Regions from separate parts of the Homo sapiens genome. Here region 1 is linked to region 2. The links are chromatin contacts, found by Hi-C or POLR2A ChIA-PET in ENCODE. All regions are on one chromosome and are shown on one strand. The core of a region is the stretch at or near the end of the contact, and the rest is flanking DNA. Distances in the headings are between cores, read along the strand shown. Region 1 has its middle 58 kb from the start of IGSF5. Region 2 overlaps LOC105372804 (a long non-coding RNA gene).

The links. Hi-C counts contacts between places; a loop is a spot of excess contacts on that map. ChIA-PET counts read pairs that join two places held with the same protein, here RNA polymerase II (POLR2A).
Region 1: a map with no recorded cell type shows a loop between it and region 2 (18-fold over the local background). The contact joins two enhancer-like sites. A Hi-C loop is called at or near these places in 1 of 37 single-sample maps with no recorded cell type. POLR2A ChIA-PET finds 5 or more read pairs at or near these places in 1 of 52 experiments (WTC11).

What each region holds. Positions count from the first base shown.
Region 1 is chr21:39,684,232-39,690,896 of GRCh38, reverse strand. No RefSeq gene overlaps it. Among named protein-coding and RNA genes, the nearest start is that of IGSF5, 58 kb to the left of the region's middle. Within about 2 kb of position 3,641, at least 3 of the 41 ENCODE cell types and tissues checked have a DNase peak (open chromatin) inside an H3K27ac peak, as active enhancers do.
Region 2 is chr21:39,367,184-39,373,387 of GRCh38, reverse strand. It overlaps LOC105372804 (a long non-coding RNA gene), which reads right to left. Exons shown (of 3, transcript XR_937717.2): 2 at 6,026-6,204; 3 at 2,494-2,807. Among named protein-coding and RNA genes, the nearest start is that of GET1, 10 kb to the left of the region's middle. Within about 2 kb of position 3,292, at least 3 of the 41 ENCODE cell types and tissues checked have a DNase peak (open chromatin) inside an H3K27ac peak, as active enhancers do.

The sequences.
Region 1 (6,665 bases), core at 2,392-4,891, 320 kb before region 2:
TCTATTGGGGACCATCGATAGTAGGGGAGGCTATACATGGATAGGGAGAGGGGTATATGGGAAATCTCTGTACCTTCTCACTTTTGCTGTGAACTAAAACTGCTTTAAAAAATAAAGTCTATTAAATGGAAAAAAAACTGATGGAAAATCTGTATTGCTGAATAAATAAACATACGAAGACAAGAGTGTCTATGATCCGTCAGAGATAAACAATGACCTCTTTCACTTCCATCTCTAGAGGTCAGTATCCTCCCTAGAGCAGTGCTTCTCAGGCCTGGCCGCATTAGAATCACCTGGAGAGCTTTTAAAACTCCTGATGCTCAGGATGTAACCAGACCAATTAAATCAAAATCTCTCAGGAAAGACCCAAGCATCGGTATTTTTCAAGGTCCTTGGGTCATTACAGTGTTCAGCCTGAGTTGAGAACCACTCTCTAGATTAAGAACCACTCTGTCTCTAGATCATGGGAATTTACCTTTTGTCAACATTTTAAATTATTTTATGTATGTATCCACTGAAGGCCCCTCCTTGGCCATTTTCCCCTACAATTATCGGGAAAAGCAGGAAGGATTAGCAAAGATTATCTATATAATTTAAAATGCTCTTGGGCCAACCATGGCAGGGAGTAGGATAGACAGATAGATAGATGATAGATAGATAGATAGATAGATAGATAGATAGATAGATAGATAGATAATAGATAGATATATAGATGATAGATTAGATAGATAGATACATAGATAGATGATATATTAGGTAGACGGATAGATGATAGATAGATAGATAGATAGATAGATAGATAGATAAGGTAAATGGATAGATAGATAGATAGATAGATAGATAGATAGATAGATAGATAGATGGATAGGCAGATAGATGACAGATAGAGATGGAAGATAGATAGATAGATAGATAGATAGATAGATAGATAGATAGATAAGGTAGATAGATGATAGATAAGATAGATAGATAGATGTTTCTAAATGTTCTAATGCCTAAGGACAAGCCTGAGAGCTTTTTATAATAAGAAACATATCACATTAAAAACATAGTGTGTGTGTATATATATATATATATATATATATATATATATATACAGTGAAATACTGTGTGGCCATAAAAGAGAATGAAACTGTCATTTGCAGTAACATGGAGGGAACCAAAAGTCATCATGTTAAGTGAAATAAGCCAGGCACAGAAAGACAAATATTAGCTGTTCTCAATCATATGTGGGAGATAAGAAAGTTGATCTCATGGAGGTAGACAGTGGAATGATAGACACCAGAGGCTAGGAAAGGTTGTATGGGTGGGAGGGGGATGAAGAGAGGTTGGTTAGCAGATAAAAACATACAGTTACATAGAAGGAATAAGTTCTAATGTTCAACAGGAGAGTAGGAAGGCTATAATTAGCAACAGTGTACTGTATATTTCAAAGTAGCTGGAAGAGAGGCCTTGAAATGTTTCCAACGCATAGAAATGATAAATGCTTAAGGTGACAGATATGCCAAATACCCTGACTTGATCATTACACAGTCTGTGCATGCAGCACAATATCACAGGTACCCCATAAACATGTAAAATATTATGTAACAGCAAGAAGAGCATTTCACAGAAGATACAGGTTGAACCATGTCCCTCTCATATGCTCATTTAACTCTGAATTTTGTGTAACATGATGTAACTGTTGCAGGTAAGCCCTTAGCCAAATGTCAGCTTTCTTGTTTTGCATTGCCCATGGAGATGCCTACCTTTCTGCAGAGTTGCTATTTAGTCAAATGGGAAAGTCCAAGAAAGCCCACTTAAAGCAACCTGGTTTCTGTGGAAATGGTTTGGGGTGGCATTGTTAGGAAGAGTAATGGTAATGGTAATGGTAATGGTAATGATAATGGTAATGGCAGTAAGAATTTCAGGATACAGGACAACTGTTGGAGACCAATCTACTTCCATCTTTGATGCCCAAAATTTGGTTTACATGTGCTCCTTTTCCCTAAAATGTCCAAATCTTCACAAATTTTCTAAAAGCTCTGAGATAACAAGGTTATGAATTTCCATTATAACATGCAATTATGATCATGTTTGGGCTTGCACCATTTCTGGTCTATAGAAAACCCTTTCAATGCTAAAATTCTTGCATGGCAATAAATGCATTGCTCATAGGACTAAATATTAAATACAATGCAGCACATGGTAAACTGGGGGCAGTATATTCTCCATATTGCTCATGATTTCTGTTTACTAATGTCTATTTAAGTTTCGTAAAGCAGTGTCTACAAATGGTTTCTAAAAGTTGAATAGTACAAAAAGTTATATAGTGAAGTAAGTCTCGCTCCATCCCTAAGCTGTTTTCCTCCTCAAGGGCAACCACTCCCAGTGTGTGCTTCCAGAGATGGACTGGGAAGGAAATTATTTTCTACTCCATTTCCAAATCCAAACTGTCAAGCTATTCACAGCAATATCAGCAAACATTTTCACATTAGCAAGATATCAAAAGTTTCACCTGTCATGCACCTTTTCTCTGGAAACTCCAAAAGGGTGTGCTCCATTCACAAAAGAGTATAAACCAAAAGAAGGTAGACATGGACTCCAGGAAATGAGATCTGGGATGGCAGCTGGGGAGCAACCCAGCCAGATCCAACTGTGGGAGGAAGAGCAAGTGCCATGAGCACAGGCTCCAATCAGAAAATGATCCATGACCTTCAGCCATGTGGAAACTAGAACTGACGGTGCTTGAATGAAGGGGGAAGCATTACTGATACACAAGCTAAGCAAATAAAAAATAAAGAGGAACTTTCACAGAAAAAAAAATATATGTAATCAAAGCACACTACTTGTCCTAGCAGTCAGCAATATTTACATGGTTATAAATAATAAATAGTAAATTCAGATTTAGCCAAAAATTGTGATATAATGAGAAGATGGGGGAGGCGCAGTGGTGGTGAGGGGGAAAAGGTGGCTGAATCCTCATCTGCAGTAGTGGAAAGTCAATAGAAAACATCTGAAACAATAGAACATGACACAGCAGGATAAGTGTATTATTTACAAATATAGACATAAATGCCGGGGGAAACCGCAGAAAGGAATCAGACCTGGGAGAGAAGGGCTGGGGCAGAGAGCTGCTGCTGTCAGTACTCATAAGCCTGATAGCACTAGTAACATTTTACACTATGTAAATGTATGATTTTGATAAAAAAATAAATAAAATTCTGCCTATGGGAAAATTCATGTAAAGTTAAAAGTGGAAATGATACTGATTGTGTTCTGGAGTGTTTCCGCATTCCAATTTCAGAGCCCCAATTTCTAAGGATTCTTAGAAACATCTCTTAATGATACACTTAGAAGGTGTGGAGAGTAAGTAATTTTATTAATCAGGATAGGATGTGTTATGATGAAACCACAGAATAAACCCTGAAATGTCAGTGTCTTCACACAGGAAAGGCTAATTTCTGATTCCTAAGGCCGATGGAGGCCGTGGGCTACACTGTCAACTGGAATACACAGCCTCCAAGGTCAGCTCAGCGGGGAAAAGGTTGGACAGGGCACAGTGGCTTTTAATTGCCTTCTATCTTAAGTCAACGGCCAGTAGGAGTTGGTCCCAAACTAATTGCAAGGGCAGCTGGGGAATCTACAGGAGTTCATGAGTTACGAACTGAGCTTAACACACTCTGCGTGGAGAACAATTTGCCAAAGCGTTATGTGTAAATGAACAAACAAGGAAAAGAGTGTGGAGTGCTAAGTAAAGCCAGGAAGGGACATGAAGGCGAATCCTACGCACCCTCCCAGGAAATGGGGGTTTAATCGCTCTGCCCACCACCTCTCAGAGTAATCCTGAGGCACAAAAAGAAAAAATGCTTTGTAAATCATTAACAGTACACAAACATAAGATGTTAGATTATCTATTTTAATTTCAGTTTATTGCATTGTTGCTGGGAGAAAACTTCCTTACCATTCAACTTGTTTTCAAAGGTCTTAATCTAAGGTTTGTAAACTGAACGGCTGACTGAGCAGAGGTTCCCTAGAGTGACACAGTCCAAGGGCTGTAGGTCACCTGCCCCACCTTGTGCCCTTTGTGTCTGGCTGGGGTGGAAAGCCATGCTGCCATCCACAGTCAGAACGGGCCTACATCTCACCAATCTCACTGCAACAAGCACAATTTGCTCGCCTAAAGAGGCATAACTGCCCATGACAGCGCAAATCTCTAACACGCACTCTTATCTTTCTCATCCAGTTATATTATTATTTTGTCCTGTCTTTATAATTCTCACAAGCTACAAATATTGCTTAGTCTCTATTTATTTTCATCTTTGCCAAGCAATTTTTTTCTTTAATGGCAATAAGAATCCTTAATAAGAAAATAAGATATATTGATGTCAGACTGTAGAACAAAGAAATATTAACTTGAATACACACCCCTGCCCGCTACGAGAGTCTCAGATTTTGTAGCGGAAACACACGCTGTTTCATAATTGGTTAACTCTTAATTATGGTGTTAACATCTCTGATACTGGCGTTAAATAGTACCTCAGTGGTTCACTAAGACCTAAGCCACTTCCAACCTGGGGCTCTACCATGTCAACAAGTGACCTCAGAAATCACCACTAAGGGCGGAAAAAAAAAAGTAAGGAGAATTCACACTTGCTCTTCCATGTTTCAATCCAGAAGCCACGCCTGACTCTCTCCTTGCAACCTATTGGTTAGAACCAGTCACATGGCCTCAGCTTAATTGCAGGCATCGCTGGGAAACGCCATCTTCTATTGTACACGGAAAAGGAAACTTATGGGATTTAGTGATGCTATTTCTATTAATTGGGAAATAAAAAAGCTGCACTGGGAGTTCACAGTCAGAGTTCATAGGTTGATGTGAGAGCTGAGCAGGAAGGGCTGCTGGGGAGAATTCCCAATGTCAGTGACCATTAAACGGATACCTTAAATTTTATACCTGGTGTATCTAGTGTTTATGGAAAATTTAATATGGAGTTACACCCATCTTTTTCTTAATAAACAGAGTATTCGGAACACATCCCAGCGTTTCTCTGGTGGTTACCAAGGCAATTTGGTGCAGTGGAATCAAAAGAGCTGGGTCCCGCTCCTCATCTTGCCAGTTAACGGAGAAAAGTTAAAACAAATCCTTACTTCCAGAGTCTCAATTAACTTCTTCACCTACAAAAGGAAAAAAGTACACATATCCTGCCCAACAGAAGGGTTGTTGTGAAGCTGAATGAGAATGAGTACAAATGTTTTATAATGGTAAAGTGCTATTTTTAATTGACTTTTTCCTACCAATTAGCTTCTTTTTATATAATTCACCACCACGTTACAGTTTTGCTTTGAAAACAAGATAATAAATTAGGCAAACTAAATTTTATCTGTAGCATCATCCTATAATGGTTCCTCTTTCTATTCAATGCTTTAGATGCAATCTACATAGTGATGAGATTACAACATCTGCATTTTCCTCTTGGTGTCATAAATAGGGCAAAGTTAATATCCTTATTACCATGGACCATGTTCAACTTTTGCTCTAAACTTAATTGGTTGTGCAGACAATTAATAAACACAGTCTAAAGAAAAAAATGAAGGGTGTGCTTTTCCTCAGGTAACTTTTGTATATTGTTTTCTACATTCTATTGTGGAAAATGCCTAACATATAATGTAGCAGGCAGAATAATTCCATCCGCCACAGATATCTACACCCTAATTCCTAGACTTTGTGAATATGTTAGATTACATGGCAAAGGGAAATTAAGGTTGCTAATCATCTGACCTTGAGATGGGGAGATTATCCTGGACTAACCAGTGAGCCCAGTGTAACCACAGGAGGTTTTTAAAGCAGAGGATATTTCATGGCTGGTGAGAACCCAAAGAGATGGCAGCATAAGAAGGACTCAACCTGCCCTTGAGGCTTTGAAGGTGAAAGAAAGGGTCACAAGTTTAGGAATATGCAGCCTCTAAAAGCTGGAAAAGGCAGGGAAACATTCTCCCCAGAGCTTCCAGAAAGGAATGCAGCCCTGCCCACCGCTATCGCTAGACTATGTCCCCAAAAGGCATGTGTTGGAAACTTAATCCCCAGTGCAACAGTGTTAAGACGTAGGCCTTAAGCATTTAGGTAATGAGGGCTTCACCCTCATGAATGGATTAATGTTGATTATAAAAGGGCTTGAGTCTTTGAGTTTGATCTCTTGCTCTCTCTTACCCTTCCTTGCTCTTCTAACTTCTGCTATGGGATGACACAGCAAGAAGACCCTCACCAGATGCCAGCCCCTTGATCTCGGACTTTACCATCTCTAAAACTATTGGAAATAAGTTTCTGTTCATTATACATTACCCAGCCTCAGGTATTGTTACAGCAGCACAGAACAGACGAAGACACCTACTGACACCATGATTTTAGCACCATGAGACTCATGTTGGACTTCTGATCTACAGAACTGTAAGATAAATTTAACCTTGTTTTAAGTCACCAAGTTTGTGGTTATTTCTTACAACACCCACAGAAAACTAATACATATATAAAAGTGGAGAAAATAGTATGACAACCCTACATGTAACTATTAGCCAACTTCAATATTATCAACTTATCTGCTTCATTGACATACCCACCCACTTCCTTCCAATTATGTCAAATTATTTGGAAGCAAATACCAGATATTTTATTGTTCATAAATATT
Region 2 (6,204 bases), core at 2,043-4,542:
GCTTTAATCTTTAACACTATATGAATGTATCAAATGATCAAATGGATCCCCAAAATATGTACATCTATTATGTACCAATACAAAAGATTCCAGGCCAGGTGGGGTGGCTCAGGCCTGCAGCCCAAACACTTTGAGAGGCCAAGGCAGGAGGACTGCTTGAGGCCAGAAGCTGGAGACCACTCTGGGCAACATAGAAAGACCCCCACCTTGGCCGGGCGCGGCGGCTCACGCCTGTAATCCCAGCACTTTGGGAGGCTGAAGCGGGCGGATCACAGGTCAGGAGATCGAGACCATCCTGGCTAACACAGTGAAACCCCGTCTCCACTAAAAAATACATAAAAGCCGGGCGTGGTGGCGGGCGCCTGTAGTCCCAGCTACCCGGGAGGCTGAGGCAGGAGAATGGAGTGAGCCCGGGAGGTGGAGCTTGCAGTGAGCCAAGATCGTGCCACTGCACTCCAGCCTGGGCGACAGAGCAAGACTCCATCTCAAAAAAAAAAAAAGAAAAAGAAAAAAAGAAAGACCCTCCATCTCTACAGTATAAAAGAATAAAATAAAAGGAGTCCAAGAAATAAATTAAATTATACATATAGAAGGGTTCTTGAAAGAACAAGAATTTAAATCTTTAAATAAAGTAAAATGTTATAAAATGGAAGTGTAGGCTGTGCACCGTGGCTCACGCCTATAATCCCAGCGTTTTGGGAGGCTGAGGTGGGCGATCACCTGAGGTCGGGAGTTTGAGACCAGCCTGGCCAGCACGGTGAAACCCCGTCTCTACTAAAAATACAAAAATTAGCCGGGCGTGGTGGTGGGCACCTGTTATCCCAGCTGCTTGGGAGGCTGAGACAGGAGAATTGCTTGAAACCGGAAGGCAGAAGTTGCAGTGAGCCGAGATCATGCCACTGCACTCCAGCTTGGTCAACAAGAGTGAAACTCTGTCTCAAAAATAAAAATAAAAATAAAAAAATAAAAAAAGAAGTTTAAGAACAAGCATTTATGCAACATTTTAAAATACAAATATTAAATTATCCTAAACGGCAGCACTATTTATATTGCTAGATGGTGTTGTGCGACATTGAATTATATGCTTTAAAATGGCTAATTGTATCTTCTATGAATTTCACCTCAGTTTGAAAAATATTGCTAAAACCAGATAACCTTTATTTATTTTTTATTTTTTGAGATGGAATCTCGCTCTGTTGCCCAGGCTGGAGTGCAGTGACACAATCTTGGCTCACTGCAACTTTCGCCTCCCAGGTTCAAGTAATTCTCCTGCCTCTCAGCCTTCCAAGTAGCTGGGATTACAGGCACGTACCACCATGCCCTGTTAATTTTTGTATTTTTAGTAGAGATGGGGTTTCACCATGTTGGCCAGGCTGGTCTCGAACTCCTGACCTCAAGTCATCCACCCACCTCGGCCTCCCAAAGTGTTGGGATTACAGGCATGAGCCACCACATCCGGCCCCAGATAACCTTTAATATGTTTTTATTTTAGTCCGTATTTTACACCAAGGCCTTCTGATTAGGTAAAGTTCAATAGGTTAAAAATTAATCTTATGGTTATTAGTGCAGCCAACTTTATTTAGACCATAAATTTTCACAGGCTTAGCACTATGCCCAGAAATTTATCTCTAAATAAACTTTCGTTTGCTTTTTAAATTTGTTTTTATTTTATGCCATGCCATCTTCGTTTTAAAAATAATTAAAATATTGAAAGTTTTTATTTTAAAATAGTTTCAAATTTGTAGAAAAGTTGTGGCCAGGCACAGTGGCTCAAGCCTGTAATTCCAGCACCTTGGGAGGTGAAGCCAGGAGAATCACTTGAGCCCAGGAGTTTGAGATCAGACTGAGCAGCATAGAGAGAGAGACCCTGTCTCTAAAAAATATTCTTTTTTCTTAATTAGCCAGGCATGGTGGTGCACACCTGTAGTCCCAGCTACTTGGGAAGCTGAGGTGGGAGGATTGCTTGAGCCCAGGAGCTCAAGGCTGCAATAAGTTGTGATTGCACCACTGCACTCCAGCCTGGGTGACAGAGCAAGACTCTGTCCCAAAATGGAAAGAAAGAAAGAAAAGTTGCAAAAAATAAAAATGGTGTCAAGAACATTCAATGTAGGCAGAGCTGGTGGTTCACACCTATAATCCAAGCACTTTGGGAAGCTAAGGTGAGAGGATCGCTTGAGGCCAGGAGTTCAAGACCAACCTAGGCAACATAGCAAGACCTTGTCTCAAAAAAAAAAAAAAAAATCCTTAATTTAGATTAACCTAGTTCATTTTACTTCATTTGCTCCTTCATGTTCTTTCTCTCCCTCTGTTAAGCAGAATACCATACACCAGTGTCAATCACTGAGAGAGAAACATCACACACTGATTACCAATCCCAAGGGAGGGCTCTAAACACCTCGTTAATTTCTGCTAAGATTCCTGCATTTGCTAGGAGATTTTGCACAAACCCAGCTGTCCGAGTATAAGTCCAGGGAGATAGAACACTTACACAAGTAAGGCAAAGCAACTTTATTACTCCCAGAAAGGCGGCAAAAGCCAACAGAAGCCTAGGATCCACGGTGAGCTGGTCCCCAAGCCTCAAGAAAGGTGCATAGGACAGAGGAAGTCTCATCTGCACGAGCTCCACTTCACACTGCAGCTGAGGGACTCAGAAAGCACACCACCCCCCAACTCTGGGTTTTATACTCTGGCCAGGACTTGACTTAACTGATCACAAGTGTTGCAGGACATCTGTTCTAGGAGGATCGTGGAGAGAGCCTGGGTTGTTCCTCTTTATCTCAGGATGTTGCAATCTTGGTACATTCTGCCTGGGAACCGCAAGCAAGAAGGGGAGAGCTGGGTTGACCAAGGTTCTTTGGGGACTTGTTCTCTGTTTCTCTCTCTCTCTCATTCTTTTCTCCTTCTCGCTCTCTCATTCTTTCTCTCTCTCTCTGTGTGTGTGTGTGTGTGTGTGTGTGTGTGTGTGTCACTAACAATGTACTCTTACATTTTTTTTGGAGACAAGGTCTTGCTCTGTCACCCAGGCTGGAGTGCAGTGGCGCAATCTTGGCTCACTACAACCTCTGTCTCCCAGGTTCAAGTGATTCTCCTGCCTCAGCCTCCGAGTAGCTGGGGTTACAGGCATGCGCCACCACTCCCAGCTAATTTTTGTATTTTTAGTAGAGACGGGGTTACACCATGTTGGCAAGGCTGGTCTCAAACTCCTGACCTCAGGTGATTCACCCACCTCAGCCTCCCAAAGTGCTGGGATTACAGGTGTGAGTCACTTCGCCCGGCCTCTTACATAATTTGTCAACTTCTGTAATGTTAACATTAATACAATACTTTAATCTGCTATTTGTGTTCCAATTTTGTCAACTGACTGCATAATTTCCTTTGTAGCATTTTTCTCCTTCAGTATAAGATCTAGGGTTGGCCAGGCGTGGTGGCTCATGTCTGTAATCCCAGCACTTTGGGAGGTCAAGGCGTGTGGATCACCTGAGGTCAGGAGTTCGAGACCAGCCTGGCCAACACGGTGAAACCCCGTCTCTATGACAAATACAAAAATGAGCTGGGCATGGTGGTGGACATCTGTAATCCCAGCTACATGGGAGGCTGAGGCAGGAGACTCGCTTGAACCCAGGAGGCGGAGGTTGCAGTGAGCTGATATCGAGCCATTGCACTCCAGCCTAGACAACGACAGCGAAACTCCATCTCAAAAACAAAAAAAAGATCCAGGGTCAGGTATTTTATTTAATTTACATGTCTCTTTGGCCTCCTTTAATCTGAAACATTTCCATATCTTTTCTTTGTTTTTTATTATATTGACATTTTTGAAGATACAGTTCTCCTGCCTATAAAAAAAAAAAAAAAGGAAAAAAAAAAAGGTTTATGAGCCAGAGCAGTGGATGTGCCTGTAGTCCCAGTACTTGGGAGGCTGCAGTGAGAGGATTACTAGAGCTGAGGAGTTGGTGACCAGCCTCGGCAACATAGTGAGACCCCATCCCTAAAAAAAAAGTATTTTGAGAAACTGTTTTGCAAAGTAGTATAACATAGTTATACCTTTTTTTTTGAGACGGAGTCTCACTCTGTCGCCAGGGTGGAGTGCAGTGGTGCGATCTCGGCTCACTGCAACCTCCACCTCCCAGGTTCAAGTGATTCTCCAGCCTCAGCCTCTCTAGTAGATGGGACTCGGAGAGATAATTTTTGTATTTTTGTAATTTTTGTATTTTTAGTAGAGATGGGGTTTCACCATGTTGGCCAGGACGGTCTTGATCTCTTGACCTCGTGATCCACCTGCCTCGGACTCAAAGTGCTGGGATTACAGGCAGGAGCCACCATGCCTGGCCAGTTATACTATTTTACATTCCTTCTAGCAGTGACTAACAGTGTACGAGAGTTCCAGTTCTGGCTGGGCACAGTGGCTTATGCCTGTAATCCCAACACTTTAGGAGGCTGAGTCGGGCAGATCACCTGAGGTCAGGAGTTCAAGACCAGCCTGGCCAACATGGTGAAACCCTGTCTCTACTAAAAATACAAAACTTAGCCGGCAGGTTAGTGGGCACCTGTAATCTCAGCTACTTGGGGAGACTGAGGTGAAAGAATTGCTTGAACCCGGGAGGCGGAGCTTGCAGTGAGCCGAGATTGCACCACTACACTCCAGCCTGGGTGACAGCAAGACTCTGTCTCAAAAAAAAAGAAATGTATTTCAAGAAACTGCTAACCTCTTTTGCAAAGTAGTATAGCATAGTTATACCTTTTTTTTTTTTTTTTTGAGATGGAGTCTCACTCTGTCGCCCAGGCTGTAGTGCAGTGGCGTGATCTCGGCTCACTGCAACCTCTGCCCCCTGGGTTCAAGCGATTCTCCTGCCTCAACTTCCCGAGTAGCTGGGACTACAGGCGCGCGCCACCATGCCCAGATAATTTTGTATTTTTAGTAGAGACAGGGTTTCACCATGTTGGCCAGGATGGTCTCGATCTCTTGACCTCGTGATCTACCCGCCTCGCCCTCAAAGTGCTGGGATTACAGGCGGGAGCCACAGCACCTGGCCAGTTATACCATTTTATATTCCCTCTAGCAGTGACTAACAGCGTACAAGAGTTCCAGTTCCGGCCGGGCGCAGTGGCTCACACCTGTAATCCCAGCACTTTGGGAGGCCAAGGCGGGTGGATCACCTGAGGTCAGGAGTTCAAGACCAGCCTGGCCAACATGGTGAAACCCTGTCTCTACTAAAAATACAAAAATTAGCCGGGCTGGTTGATGGGCACCTGTAATCTCAGCTACTTGGGGAGACTGAGGTGAGAGAATCACCTGAACCCAGGAGGCAGAGGTTGCAGTGAGCAGAGATCATGCCACTGTACTCCAGCCTGGGAGACAGAATGAGACTCCGTCTCAAAAACAAACAAACAAACCAACCAACCACAGGAGTTCCAGTTCCTCCACATCCTCACCAATACTTGGTAGTGTCAGTCTTTTCAATCTAGCCATTCTAATAAGGGGTAATGGTATCTCATTATAGTTTTCTGCTATATTTGCATTTCCCTAATGACTACTAATATTGAACACATTTTCATATGCTTGTCATTCTTATATCTTTGATGAAATATCTGTTCAGATCTTTGTTGCCCCTTTCTTTACTGAGTTGTTTATTATCTATTATAATGTTGAGTTTATTCTGTATACAAATCCTTTATCTGTAATATGTTTTGCAAACATTTTATCCCAGTCTGTGGCTTGTCTTTTCATTCTCTTAACACTGTCCTTTGAAGAGCGGAAGGTTGTTTTGTTGTGTTCCTGAGACAGGGTCTTGCTCTGTCACCCTAGTTACAGTGCAGTAGCTCAATCACGACTCACTGCAACCTCTGCCTCCCAGCCTCAAGCGATCCTTCCACCTCTGTCTCCCAGGTAGCTGGGACTAGAGATACATGACACTATGACCAGCTAATTTTTAAATTTTTTGTAGAGACAAGGTCTCATTATGTTTCCCAGGCTAGTCAGAGGCAGAAGATTTTAAGCTACGGTAAAAGAAAGTGGATCAGTGGTTACCTGGGGCTTCGGGAGTTATGGCCAGGATTGGCTGCAGATGGACAGGCGGGATCTTTTCCAGGTGATTTAAGTGTTCCAAAACTGGATTGTGGTGATGGTTGCACAGCCCTGTAGATTTACTAAGAATCCCCCAAGGCAGGTGCATCGCTTGAGCCCAGCAGTTTGAGACAGTCTAGGTA